Linked DNA regions of Homo sapiens: region 2 is linked to region 1. The links are chromatin contacts, found by Hi-C or POLR2A ChIA-PET in ENCODE. All regions are on one chromosome and are shown on one strand. Each heading gives the region's core, a stretch centred on a gene start or an enhancer-like site at or near the end of the contact. The rest is flanking DNA. Distances are from core to core; before and after follow the strand shown. Region 1 holds the start of RAMP2-AS1 (RAMP2 antisense RNA 1). Region 2 holds the start of HSD17B1-AS1 (HSD17B1 antisense RNA 1).

The links. Hi-C counts contacts between places; a loop is a spot of excess contacts on that map. ChIA-PET counts read pairs that join two places held with the same protein, here RNA polymerase II (POLR2A). Pooled maps may share reads with other maps.
Region 2: a loop to region 1 is called in a pooled map, with 2.7 times the contacts of the local background. The contact joins the promoter of HSD17B1-AS1 here to the promoter of RAMP2-AS1 in region 1. A Hi-C loop is called at or near these places in 1 of 168 maps with a recorded cell type or tissue (GM12878), 19 of 37 single-sample maps with no recorded cell type and 11 of 50 pooled maps. POLR2A ChIA-PET finds 5 or more read pairs at or near these places in 8 of 52 experiments (A549, B cell, HEK293T and 5 more).

The regions. Positions count from the first base shown.
Region 1 is chr17:42,757,277-42,762,901 of GRCh38, forward strand. It overlaps RAMP2-AS1 (RAMP2 antisense RNA 1), which reads right to left and starts at 3,981. Exons shown (of 6, transcript NR_024462.1): 1 at 3,604-3,981; 2 at 3,359-3,435; 3 at 3,150-3,237; 4 at 2,463-2,604. RAMP2 (receptor activity modifying protein 2) reads left to right here and starts at 3,951. Exons shown (of 4, transcript NM_005854.3): 1 at 3,951-4,082; 2 at 4,558-4,623; 3 at 5,079-5,187; 4 at 5,321-5,625. The coding sequence starts at 3,986. The coding sequence ends at 5,576. RefSeq lists a silencer at 4,065-4,154.
Region 2 is chr17:42,549,669-42,556,199 of GRCh38, forward strand. It overlaps HSD17B1-AS1 (HSD17B1 antisense RNA 1), which reads right to left and starts at 5,134. Exons shown (of 1, transcript NR_144402.1): 1 at 2,768-5,134. It overlaps HSD17B1 (hydroxysteroid 17-beta dehydrogenase 1), which reads left to right and starts at 3,255. Exons shown (of 6, transcript NM_000413.4): 1 at 3,255-3,362; 2 at 3,456-3,623; 3 at 3,771-3,950; 4 at 4,126-4,219; 5 at 4,737-4,914; 6 at 5,001-5,546. The coding sequence starts at 3,266. The coding sequence ends at 5,270. RefSeq lists a cis regulatory region at 2,713-2,729, a promoter at 3,179-3,255, enhancers at 4,899-5,466, 6,282-6,531 and a silencer at 5,116-5,275.

The DNA of each region.
Region 1 (5,625 bases), core at 2,731-5,230:
TAAAAAGAAAGAGGCATACATACATATGTAGTATCATGGAAAGATATCCAAGACATGTTACTAAGTGTTCCCTCCTTTCCTTCCTTTTTCCCCTTCCCCTTCCCCTTCCCTTCCTTTCTTTCTTCTTTTTCTATTTGGAGACAAGGTCTCACTCTGTAGCCCATGCTGGAATGCAGTGGCATGATCATGGCTCACTGCAGCCTTAAAATTCTGGGCTCAAGGGATCCTCCTGTCTCAGCCTGCTGTGGAGCTGGGACTACAGGCATGTGCCACCAAGCCTGGCTAATTTATTTTTATTTTTTGTAGAGACAGGGTCTTGCCATGTTGCCCAGGCTGGTCTTGAACTCCTGACTTCAAGTGATCCTCCTGCCTTGGTCTTCCAAAGTGTTGGGTTTACAGGTGTGAGGCACTGTGCCTGGCTTCTTTATTATCATTATTATTATTTTAGACAGAGTCTCGCTATATCACCCAGGTTAGTCTCCAATTCCTGGGCTCAAGTTCCTGCTTCAGGCTCCCGAGTAACTGGGATTACAGGCATGAGCTGCATACCCAGCAATAGTATCACATTTTTTAAAAGACACTGAGGCCAGGCACAGTGGCTCACACCTGTAATCCCAGCATTTTGGGAGGCCAAGGCAGGTGGATCCCTTGAGGTCAGGAGTTCAAGACAAGCCTGGCCAACCTGGTGAAACCCTGTCTCTACTAAAATACAAAAATTAGCTGGATGTGGCGGCGTACACATGTAATCCCAGCTGCTCAGGAGGCTGAGGCAGTAGAATCACCTGAACCTGGGAAGCGGAGGTTGCAGTGAGCCAAGATGGCGCCACTGCACTCCAGCCTGGGCAACAGAGCAAGACTCCATCTCAAGAAAAAAAAAAGTCACTGAATAATAGGAGTATCAAATCCCATTTATGCTTTCCTTTAAAAAAATCCAGAATATGTGGGAAATGAGATATGAGTGGGGATACAAAGTTTTCTGGGTTAAATATTTTGCAACAAGTATATACTTACATATTACTTGCAATTTAAAAACTGTATTTTTTAATAGCAAAAGCAGAAAGGGGCTTAGAAAGGGAATGTGAGGGCCCTCAGGAGTGGAAAACAGGGGACTTCCCATGACGAAACTAGCTTCTGTTCCTAATACGGCCCTTCCTCTACCCATTGCTACAGATCATCAGATCGTGGGACTATCTCCTATGGCTACATGGAAAAGAAAGGTGAGGTCTCCTGTCCCTATTCATCTCCAAAGACCCCCAAAGTAAACCCTCAGTTACCCGGATGCTCTCAGAGGTCGATAAAAACATTCAAACATCCAACTGGCATGGAAAAGTGGAAGAGGAAAATCAAAACGAGAGAAAATTCCCAGATTCTCCAATTAGACAGTTTGGACACCTGAGCTCAGGAATGACTACAATAAGTTCTCCTTTGGAGGTCTCAACATCATGATGCAAACTTAACCCCAACCCTAGGCTAAAAATAAAACTTCCCAAGGGCCAGGTGCAGTGGTTCATGCCTGGAATCCCAACACTTTAAGAGACTGATGCAGGAAGATTGCTTGAAGCCAGGAGTTCGAGACCAGCCTCGGCAAAAAAGCAAGACCCCCATATCTACAAAAAATATGCCTGCTGTCCTAGCTACTTGGGAGACTGAACCAGGAGGATCTCTTGAGCCTAGAAGCTCAAGACTGCAGCATGCCATGATTCTTCCACCGCACTCCAATGTGGGCAACAGAGTGAGCCCCTGTTCCTAAAAAGTAAAGTAAGATAAAAATAAAATAGGAACTTCCTACCAAGTTACCTATATTTTCTTTTTTGATCTTAAGGCCATTTTACATATGAAAATCTTGAGCTCCAGAGATGTGAAATAACCTGCTCAAGTTACTTGCAGTAAGACAGAGGCAGAACCTACCTTCAGAATCCTCATCAGTTTTTTTCTTTCATCCGTTATGATTATCCATTATCATTATGCCATATTGTCCTTTTTTTTTTTTTTTGAGATAGGGCACAATCACAGCTCTCTGCAGCCTCAACCTCTGGGGCTCAAGTGATCCTCCTGCCTCAGCCTCCCGAGTAGCTGGGACTACAGGTGCACACCACTATGCCAGGCTAATTTTTTAAAAATTTTTTTATAGTTTTTTTTTTGTAGAGACAGGGTTTCACTATGTTGCCCAGGCTCTATTTTAAATCTAACATTTGCTTTTGTCCCCTTTAATCTTGACCCCAACCCCAGTCCTAACCCATAGTGGGCTCATGTGCTTCTGGCCCCAACCCAGTGAAAATGGCTTGTTTTGCTTTCTGCACCTCCTTGCTCCTTCCTCCCATCTTATCACTCAGAAATCTCCCATGCTTCCTTCTTGAAAGGAGCAATCCTAGGCAGGCAGGAAGGACTAGATTTGGTCCCAGCCTGAAATGTCTCAGAGACTGCATGGCTCTTTTCTGCATCATTGTAGAAATGATCCTTACCAGGAGGACTTTGGAGTTCACGTCAAGCAGGCCATTGACTCTCTCCCACTGGATTCTTTGCAAAAGCAGCCTCTTGACCATAGAGGAGGACAACAGGTTATCCGTGCCCATGATCCAAGAGCTTGAGATCCTGAGATGAAGACTTCAGGAGAGATCAGGACAGATAATTTGTGGTGGGCAGGAATCAGTAAACTGGGACAACAGCAGCAGCTGAGTCCAAGGGTCAGTGTCTGGGAGTAATTTAGGAAAGTTTGGTGCTGACAGCTGTGTCTGGGACTTGAACGTCATGGCCAAACCAGCTCCTGGGCTCCTCAGCTGCTTCAGACTAATGAACCTCTGGCCCAGGACACAAGAAGCAGCTGTGGTGTGGCTGAAGTCAGGACCCCCGGAGGCCCAGACTCAGCCTTGCTGCTTCCTTAACAGTGTGACCTTAGATAAGTCACTTAGGAAAAGAGGAAAGGAAACTAGCATTTAGCGAGTGCAGTGCCCTTTCACAGCTGCCATCATACAGTGAGGAGGGGAATGTCCCTATTTCACATGAGAAGTCCTGAAGGTAAACGTGTCATTCAAGGCTCTATAGCTGGGGAGTAAGAAGACAGAATTAGAACCCAGAGCTTCTGAATTCAAATCCCGGGCTGTTGGCCCTGAGCTTTAGCTTCTCGGTCTGTAAAATGGTGTTACACTCACCTGGCACATGAAGTCGCACACTGAAGGTTCTAAAACCCCTCCATTCTTTCTCCCAACCGTGGTCCTGAAGAGCTGTGGCACCTTCTTCCTGGGAACGTAGTCATCGTATTTTGCCCTCCCCACAACAGGTTTGTGGGGTCTAGGCCCCAGGAGGTGTCTGAAGGGAAGGTATTTGGACTTTGCTTTCCCCTCTACCCCACTCCCCAGACCTTCTCCCGACTCCAGAGGGCTGGCTCCCGCTTCTCCTCCCTGGTTTTGGCTGGCGGACTGACATCAGCTGGTATTCCTAGGGATAGGATAAGGAACCCTGAGCTGCATGGCTCAGCTCCAGGCGCCCCTTCCCCCACAACCCAGGACAGCCCCTTAGAAGCAGCGGCGTCGAGAGGCCGCTGGAGCTCCCAGCCCCCTCCCTCTTCTCCACGTCTGGGAGAGCAGCTTGCCGACCCCTCCAGACCCGAAAGAGAGAGGGGGCGACTCGAATTCGGGGAGCGATCCTGGGAGACCCTGGAGAGTCCTGGGCGCCACGCAGCCGAGCCCCCGAAATAGATCCCGGTTCCGGGGTTCCGGGAGCTGTCCAGCCTCGCGGGGTGAGCTACGAGAGGGTGGGCCAACGCCGGCGAGGCGGAGGGAGCCGCGGGCGCCAGGCGCGGGTGAGGCAGCGACTCCCCCTCCAGCCGCGGGCCCCGAGCGTCGCCCCCGCCCCCCACGTGGCCGCCGCCGTCCCAGCCCCTCCGAGGAAGCGGCGCGGCTTCCTGCAGCTTGGGCTGGGGATATAGGCGCCCCCACACCCGGGCCCGGCTCAGCGCCGCCGCCGCTCCTCGCCTCCTTGCTGCACGATGGCCTCGCTCCGGGTGGAGCGCGCCGGCGGCCCGCGTCTCCCTAGGACCCGAGTCGGGCGGCCGGCAGCGCTCCGCCTCCTCCTCCTGCTGGGCGGTGAGCGCGGCGCCCCGAGGCCCGGGCGGGAGGCGCGAGAGGCCCCGGAGGGGAGAGGGGAGAGGGGAGAGGGGCTGGATGGCCGAGGCCGGAACGGGCCCTGGGGTGCGGGTTAGGACCGACGTACCTAGCAGCACTGGCCCTCGGACGGTCCCTGACCCCACCTCGGGGCGGGCGCAGCATGAGCTGCTTCCCACCCAGGGAAAGCTGGGGTGCTGGCCCCGGCCCCTCGAAGAGGGCTTAGGAGGACGGAAGCTGGCCAGAGATGAGGGGGCTTTGGGCCTGGGTGTGAGTGACAAGGAGCTGGTGCCAGCCCCTCCCTCCCCGGCACTGAGGCGTCCGTGGGGGCTAGATTATTCCTCCTTTTCTTCCAAGGTAGCCTATTTTCGGAGGGTCTCAGTCCCCCAACCCCCCTCGCAGGCTCCACTGCCGGGGTCCCCGCTATGTTACCCTCCTCTCCCGTTTCTTCCCACAGCTGTCCTGAATCCCCACGAGGCCCTGGCTCAGCCTCTTCCCACCACAGGCACACCAGGGTCAGAAGGTGGGTACCCAGGGTGTGGAAGGGTGGCCGAGGGTAAGGACGAGAGCAAGTTCAGTGGGGAGGGTTCCTTTCCCACGAGGCCTGCCCAACCCCAGCTGATGCCCCACTACACTCCCCTCTGTTCTTTCTTGGGGTTCCTCGTGGTCTTTCTCCCTGTCCTCCTACAAAGCCCCTGCACGGCTCTGAGCTGCCCACCTCACAAGTGGGCGAGAAGACCCCAGGAAAAGGTGTACGTGGAAGTTCTTATCAGGCTGGGATGGAAAGTGCTTAGCACATGGAAGTCATTATAGGATTCCTGAGCTGGGACTCTGTCCTCAGCCAGAATGTTTTGCTAGGGAAACTTTCTGAAGGGTTCCCACGTTTGAAGACAGGCAGTTCACCTTGCAAGCACCTGGGCAGGAGGGTTTGTAGGGAGGGGTAGGGGTGTGGTCATTGTGTAGCATCTGTACCTACAGGGGGGACGGTGAAGAACTATGAGACAGCTGTCCAATTTTGCTGGAATCATTATAAGGATCAAATGGATCCTATCGAAAAGGATTGGTGCGACTGGGCCATGATTAGCAGGTAGGGGCAGTGATGGAGGGTGGCTCAGGCCAGGGGGTGGACCTGCTCATTGCAGGTAGACCCTGAGTGAGAGTGGGGCACTCTTCTCCCTGGGTCCACCCCCTCTCTCACTCAAGTCCTCTTCTGCCCCTAGGCCTTATAGCACCCTGCGAGATTGCCTGGAGCACTTTGCAGAGTTGTTTGACCTGGGCTTCCCCAATCCCTTGGCAGAGAGGATCATCTTTGAGACTCACCAGATCCACTTTGCCAACTGCTCCCTGGTGCAGCCCACCTTCTCTGACCCCCCAGAGGATGTACTCCTGGCCATGATCATAGCCCCCATCTGCCTCATCCCCTTCCTCATCACTCTTGTAGTATGGAGGAGTAAAGACAGTGAGGCCCAGGCCTAGGGGGCCACGAGCTTCTCAACAACCATGTTACTCCACTTCCCCACCCCCA
Region 2 (6,531 bases), core at 3,884-6,383, 210 kb before region 1:
TTAGTAATGGTGGAGATAATGCCTGAAAGTGCTAGTATAGAGGTTTAATACCCAGCAAGGACTGTTATTAGAATGAATAGTAATATGACTACTGTCACATTTTGCAAATGTGTAAAGAAGAAAGAGGGCTAAGTGAATCAAAGGGAGACAGCCCCACTCACCCTGTTCTGCCCCAGAGGACTGAGCGATCCCCACCATCTGGGAAGCTGCCTCACCAGGAGGTCCAGCTGGGGCTACAGGACTGGCTACTTTGCTACAATGGCCCATCTTTCCTGAGCCCAGTGGAGGGTCCCAGGGGGGCAGAAGTCATTGATAGGGGCCAGTAGGGTTGTAGAGCCACTGTCTGAACTTCTGTGGAGGTCTGGTGCAGGGGAGGTGTGAACAGATAGGAGGCTAGGTGAGGATGCAGCAGAGGAAGGGGGCAGGAGTGCCCCAGGAGGGGGCGGTACCGAGGCAGGGATTCAGCTGGGTCTGAGAGGGAGGGAAGGCTGAGGGGGATGGCCCTTTGGAGTGGGCAGGGACATGACCACAGAAAGCCTGGGAAGTGGAAACAGACAGGAGCCTGCTGGAGCTCTTGGAGCTTTGTGTGGGGCACTAGGGGAAGGAGGCAGGCACTCCACCCTGACCTGCCCCTACCTCTGGATGAGGGTCTTCTCTGCCTGTTGGATGATGTGCTGCCCCTGCTCTTGGAGGAAGAGGCCTCCCAGCCACCCCCTCCTGCCAGTCGCCTTGCCCTGCTGACCCAGACAGATCTGCTATCCCTACAGCATCCAGGAAGGCCACAGGGAGGGGGCCCAGGTGGCATGGGTTTCTGAGGCCTGGGATCTGCTCTCAGTCCCGCTCTCGCCAACCCCCTTTGCCCCTCTGTGACAGTGTGTGTACATATGCGTGCATGTGTGTACCTGTGTGGTGTGGCTCACAAGGTCACCCCTGGGGGTGGGATAATAAGAGGTAAAGTGTGACCCCCTCTCTTCCGTACATTCATTTTTTCAAGCTTGTGAATATTCACATTGTTAATATAATCTTCTGCAGTCCCATGACTTCGAATAGCACTTAGATGCCGATGACCCCCCCACCAAAGAAACCCCACTGTCTCCCACAGACTCCAGGTCTGTATCTCCAACTGCCTACTCAATACAACACGTCCACCTGATACAATGAACTTAATGTGTCTAAACCCCAATTCCACATTTCCAGTCCTCCTACCGGCTCCTCCCCCAGTCTTCTCTACTTTACTATATGACAACTCCATTTTTCCCAATACTGGTTTTAAAAACCCTGGAGTAGTCCTTGACTCCAGTCTCTCTCACCTTTCAACCAATTCAGCAGCAAATACTGACAGCTCTACCTTTGCTCATCAAAGCATATCCCCAAATCACCCTATTCCAGACTGCACACTGTCATCTCTCCCTTCAATTACAGCAGTAGCCTCCTAACTAGTTTTCTTGATTCCACTCCTGCCCATCAGCAGTGAAATTACCCCAGAGCAGTTAAAATGATCTTTTAGGATGGGCACAGTGGCTCACGCCTGTAATACCAGCACTTTGGGAGGTGGAGGCTGGCTGATCCCCTTAGGTTGGGAGTTCAAGACCATCCTCACCAACAGGGAGAAACCCCATCTCTACTAAAAATACAAAAATTAGCCGGATGTGGTGGGACGTGTCTGTAATCCCAACTACTTGGGAGGCTGAGACAGGAGAACTGCTTGAACCCGGGAGGTGGAGGTTGCAGTGAGCCAGAATCGTGCCACAGCACTCCAGCCTGGGCAAGAAGCGCGAAACTCCGTCTCAAAATAAAATAATCTTCTAAAAATGACAGGGCCAGGTGGGGTGGCACTTTTTTATAATCCGAGCACTTTGGGAGGCTGAGGTGGGCAGATCGCTTGACATCAGGGGTTTGAGACCAGCCTGGCCAACATGGTGAAACTCCGTCTCTACTAAAAATACTAAAAATTAGCTGGGCGTGGTGGCGGGTGCCTGTAATCCCAGCTACTCGGGAGGCTGATGCAGGAGAATCGCCTGAACCAGGCAGATGCAGGATGCAGTGAGCCAAGATTAAGACACTGCACTCCAACCTAAGCAATACTTTGTCTCAAAAATAAAAAAAAGCCTGGGAAACAAAGTGAGACCCCGTCTCTACAAAAAAGTCAAAAAATTAGCTGGGTATGGTGGCAGTGATGGCACACACCTGTAGTCCCGGCTACTTGGGAAGCTTTTTAATATTTTTTGCAGAGACCGGGTCTCACTCTGTTACCTGGCCTGGTCTTGAACTCCTGGGCTCCAACAATCCCCTTTCCTGGGCCTCCCAAAGTGCTGGGATTACAGGCATGAGCCACCGTGCCCAGCCTCAAAGCATATTTTAAAGGATAGAAATAAACAGCCATATGAAGAGATACAGACAGGGCGGTCTGGAAGGGTCCAGAGCAGGAGCTTCTATCTCCATAGAGTTGGGGTTACGTCACCCTCTGGGCACATTCTGTCAGCCTCCACACGTTCAGCCCTCAGAAGCTCCCGAACCCTGTCCTTTGGGCCTTTTATGGAGAACTCCATTGGCTGTCCATGACTGAAGCATGGACAACTGTGATAATGTGATTGGGCAAAAAGGGTCTGATCTAAGCCCAGCAAGGCCAGTCCAGATTCTTTGGGCCTTTGTGCAGCATTCCTTTCTCCAGGGTATGGGGCAAGGACCCACTCTGGAATGAGGATCCTACAACCCACAATCAGATTAGAGTCCTGCCTTGGGCAGCTGAAAAGAGGACAGGAGAAGGTCAGAGAGACGAAAGGCTGTTTTTTGAGGCCTGAGGCACCCCAACATGACAACGTAAGACTGTAACCATGGTCATGTGAGTTATGAGCTAGGAACCCTGGACGAAACCAGCACATATACAATCATCTCCCACCTCCCAACGCCTTTACTTTCACAGCCTCTGCAGCAAACTGCGGTCACTATAATCGCTCCTGTGGCACAGAGGCATACCCAGGGGAATCTGCCCAGGGGGCCACTCTGTGCCCACGTGGGAACCCACACCTGCTTGTAAAGCCTCCCCTCCCTCTGACCAGCAACCAGGACAGTTTGTTGTTCCAAGCAGTGGGCTCATGTCTGTTTTGGCTCAGAACAGGGTGGGGAGAGCGGGCCAGGGACCCGCAGGAAGGCTTATCCTTGAGATTGCGTGGGAGACACAACAAGGGGTGGGGGCCCGCAGGCGGGGCGGGGCGAAGCAGGTGATATCAAGCCCAGAGCCCCAGCCTCTCCCCACAGTCTCACCATGGCCCGCACCGTGGTGCTCATCACCGGCTGTTCCTCGGGCATCGGCCTGCACTTGGCCGTACGTCTGGCTTCAGATCCATCCCAGAGCTTCAAAGGTATAGATAGGCAGGGACAGGGAGGGAGAGAAGGGAGGAGCCCTTGGAGGCCAGAAGGGAAGTCAGATCTTCCTCCTCTCCCAAAACCTCCAGTGTATGCCACGTTGAGGGACCTGAAAACACAGGGCCGGCTGTGGGAGGCGGCCCGGGCCCTGGCATGCCCTCCGGGATCCCTGGAGACGTTGCAGCTGGACGTAAGGGACTCAAAATCCGTGGCCGCTGCCCGGGAACGCGTGACTGAGGGCCGCGTGGACGTGCTGGGTGAGCCTCCTGGAAGCATATGGGCTCCTAGGAGCCTTCTCCGCCCTGCGTTGAAACCAACATGTTCCCAGGCCCAGGGAGCACGAGGGGACAGGCCGTGCTGAGGGTGATGCTGAGGCGGGCTGGTCGGGCCTCTTGTCTCCGCAGTGTGTAACGCAGGCCTGGGCCTGCTGGGGCCGCTGGAGGCGCTGGGGGAGGACGCCGTGGCCTCTGTGCTGGACGTGAATGTAGTAGGGACTGTGCGGATGCTGCAGGCCTTCCTGCCAGACATGAAGAGGCGCGGTTCGGGACGCGTGTTGGTGACCGGGAGCGTGGGAGGATTGATGGGTGAGTGGTAGGGAGTGGCCTCGGCAGCTCCAGATTCTTTGTGTGCGGAGCTGAGCCTTGAAGGCAGGTTCCGCGGGGGGGGTGGAGTGGGGTGCCGTCAGCTTGGAGGGGCACCGTCTGCCCGGGGATGACCCCCTGGCCGCTGCGCCTCAGGAACCTCGTCTCCCCACCTAAGGGCTGCCTTTCAATGACGTTTATTGCGCCAGCAAGTTCGCGCTCGAAGGCTTATGCGAGAGTCTGGCGGTTCTGCTGCTGCCCTTTGGGGTCCAGTGAGTCAACACCCCCGTTCCCCGAACCCTCTTAACTCTGACCTAGAGACGCCGAGCACCCTGTCCTGCGGGAGCCGCTCTGGGGCGATCTCCCTGGCCCTCTCTGCCCGGCTCACATTAGCTGTGTGCCAGGCACTTGGGCTGGGCGCATGGCACGCATTGTGCCACCTGCTGACCTAGCTGCTGAAGTGTTGGTATTGTTATGGGGAAGCTCCAGCCCAGAGAGGTTAGGTGACTGGCCCAAGGTCACACAGCGGCCAGGGACCCCGCTAGATTCGAATCCTGACACCAGGGCTCCCTTGTAGCCTCAGATGGATTTGGGAGGGCTGCTCCGGCAGGAACCCGCGTTTCAAATGTTCTGGTTATCCCCAGCGCCCTTTCCGCCTCACTTCCCAGCGCAGCGGTGCTGCTCGCGGTCGGGGGCCGGGACGTGGTTGGGGCTGGGACTGGGGTTGGGGCTGGGACTGGGGCCTGGCTGGCGTCCGCCCCCTCCCACTCGTTGCTCTCCGGCCAGCAGCTTGAGCCTGATCGAGTGCGGCCCAGTGCACACCGCCTTCATGGAGAAGGTGTTGGGCAGCCCAGAGGAGGTGCTGGACCGCACGGACATCCACACCTTCCACCGCTTCTACCAATACCTCGCCCACAGCAAGCAAGTCTTTCGCGAGGCGGCGCAGAACCCTGAGGAGGTGGCGGAGGTGAGCGCCGGGCTGGACTCCAGGAGTGGGGGCGGTGCGTCCTCCGGCGCGCAGCGGTGGCCACAGCTCTCCTCCCGCCGCCGCAGGTCTTCCTCACCGCTTTGCGCGCCCCGAAGCCGACCCTGCGCTACTTCACCACCGAGCGCTTCCTGCCCCTGCTGCGGATGCGCCTGGACGACCCCAGCGGCTCCAACTACGTCACCGCCATGCACCGGGAAGTGTTCGGCGACGTTCCGGCAAAGGCCGAGGCTGGGGCCGAGGCTGGGGGCGGGGCCGGGCCTGGGGCAGAGGACGAGGCCGGGCGCGGTGCGGTGGGGGACCCTGAGCTCGGCGATCCTCCGGCCGCCCCGCAGTAAAGGCTTCCTCAGCCGCTGTCTCCCGCGCCCTTCTTTGTCCCCTGGGTCTGTGTGGTCCCTGGGGATGGGGCGGCGGTAGCAGCTGTGGGTGGCTAATTAAGATAGATCGCGTTAGCCAGTTTTACCAGCGCAGCTAGGCGCGATGGCTGTCGCCTGTAATGCCAGCGCTTTGGGAGGCGGAGGCAGGAGGATCGCTCAAGCCCCGGAGTTGGAGACCAGCCAGAGCAACACAGTGAGACCCCCATCTCTACAAAAATAAAGAAAATTTAAAAATCAGCACAGTGGCACCATTCCTTGAGCCCAGGAGTTGGAGGGTGCAGTGAGCATGATGGGGCCACTGCACTCCAGCCTGGGTGACAGAGTGAGACCCTGTCAATTAATCAAATGAACCAACCAACCGAAAAACTCAGAAACCAAGGTCCAGAAAGAAGCCAGCCCAGGATCACACCTCAAGTCCATATTAAAGGCCAGACACAGTCTCTGGATAACCAAGGGGCATCTGCAGGAGGAGTTAGGTGGGAATTGGCTTGGGGTAGAGTCAGGTTGTGACTTGGACCCCATTAGCCATGAGACCTCAGGCAAGTTCCTTGCTTTCTCTCAGTCTTTCTTTTCTTTCTTTCTTTCTTTTTTTTTTATTTTCTGAGACAGAGTTTCGCTCTTGTTGCCTAGGCTGGAGTGCAATGGGGCAATCTCGGCTCACCACAATCTCCGCTTCCCAGATTCAAGTGATTCTCCTGCCTCAGCCTCCCAAGTAGCTGGGATACCGGCTAATTTTGTATGTTCGGTAGAGACGGGGTTTCTCCATGTTGGTCAGGCTGGTCTCAAACTCTCGACCTTAGGTGATCCGCCCGCCTCGGCCTCTCAGATTGCTGGGCATACAGGCATGAGCCACCGCGACCGGCCCTCTGAGTCTTTCTTATCTGTAAAATGGGTATAATAATACCTATCTAATCGGTTTTAGTAATGGTGGAGATAATGCCTGAAAGTGCTAGTATAGAGGTTTAATAGCCAGCAAGGACTGTTATTAGAATGAATAGTAATATGACTACTGTCACATTTTGCAAATGTGTAAAGAAGAAAGAGGGCTAAGTGAATCAAAGGGAGACAGCCCCACTCACCCTGTTCTGCCCCAGAGGACTGAGCGATCCCCACCATCTGGCAAGCTGCCTCACCAGGAGGTCCAGCTGGGGCTACAGGACTGGCTACTTTGCTACAATGGCCCGTCTTTCCTGAGCCCAGTGGAGGGTCCCAGGGGGGCAGG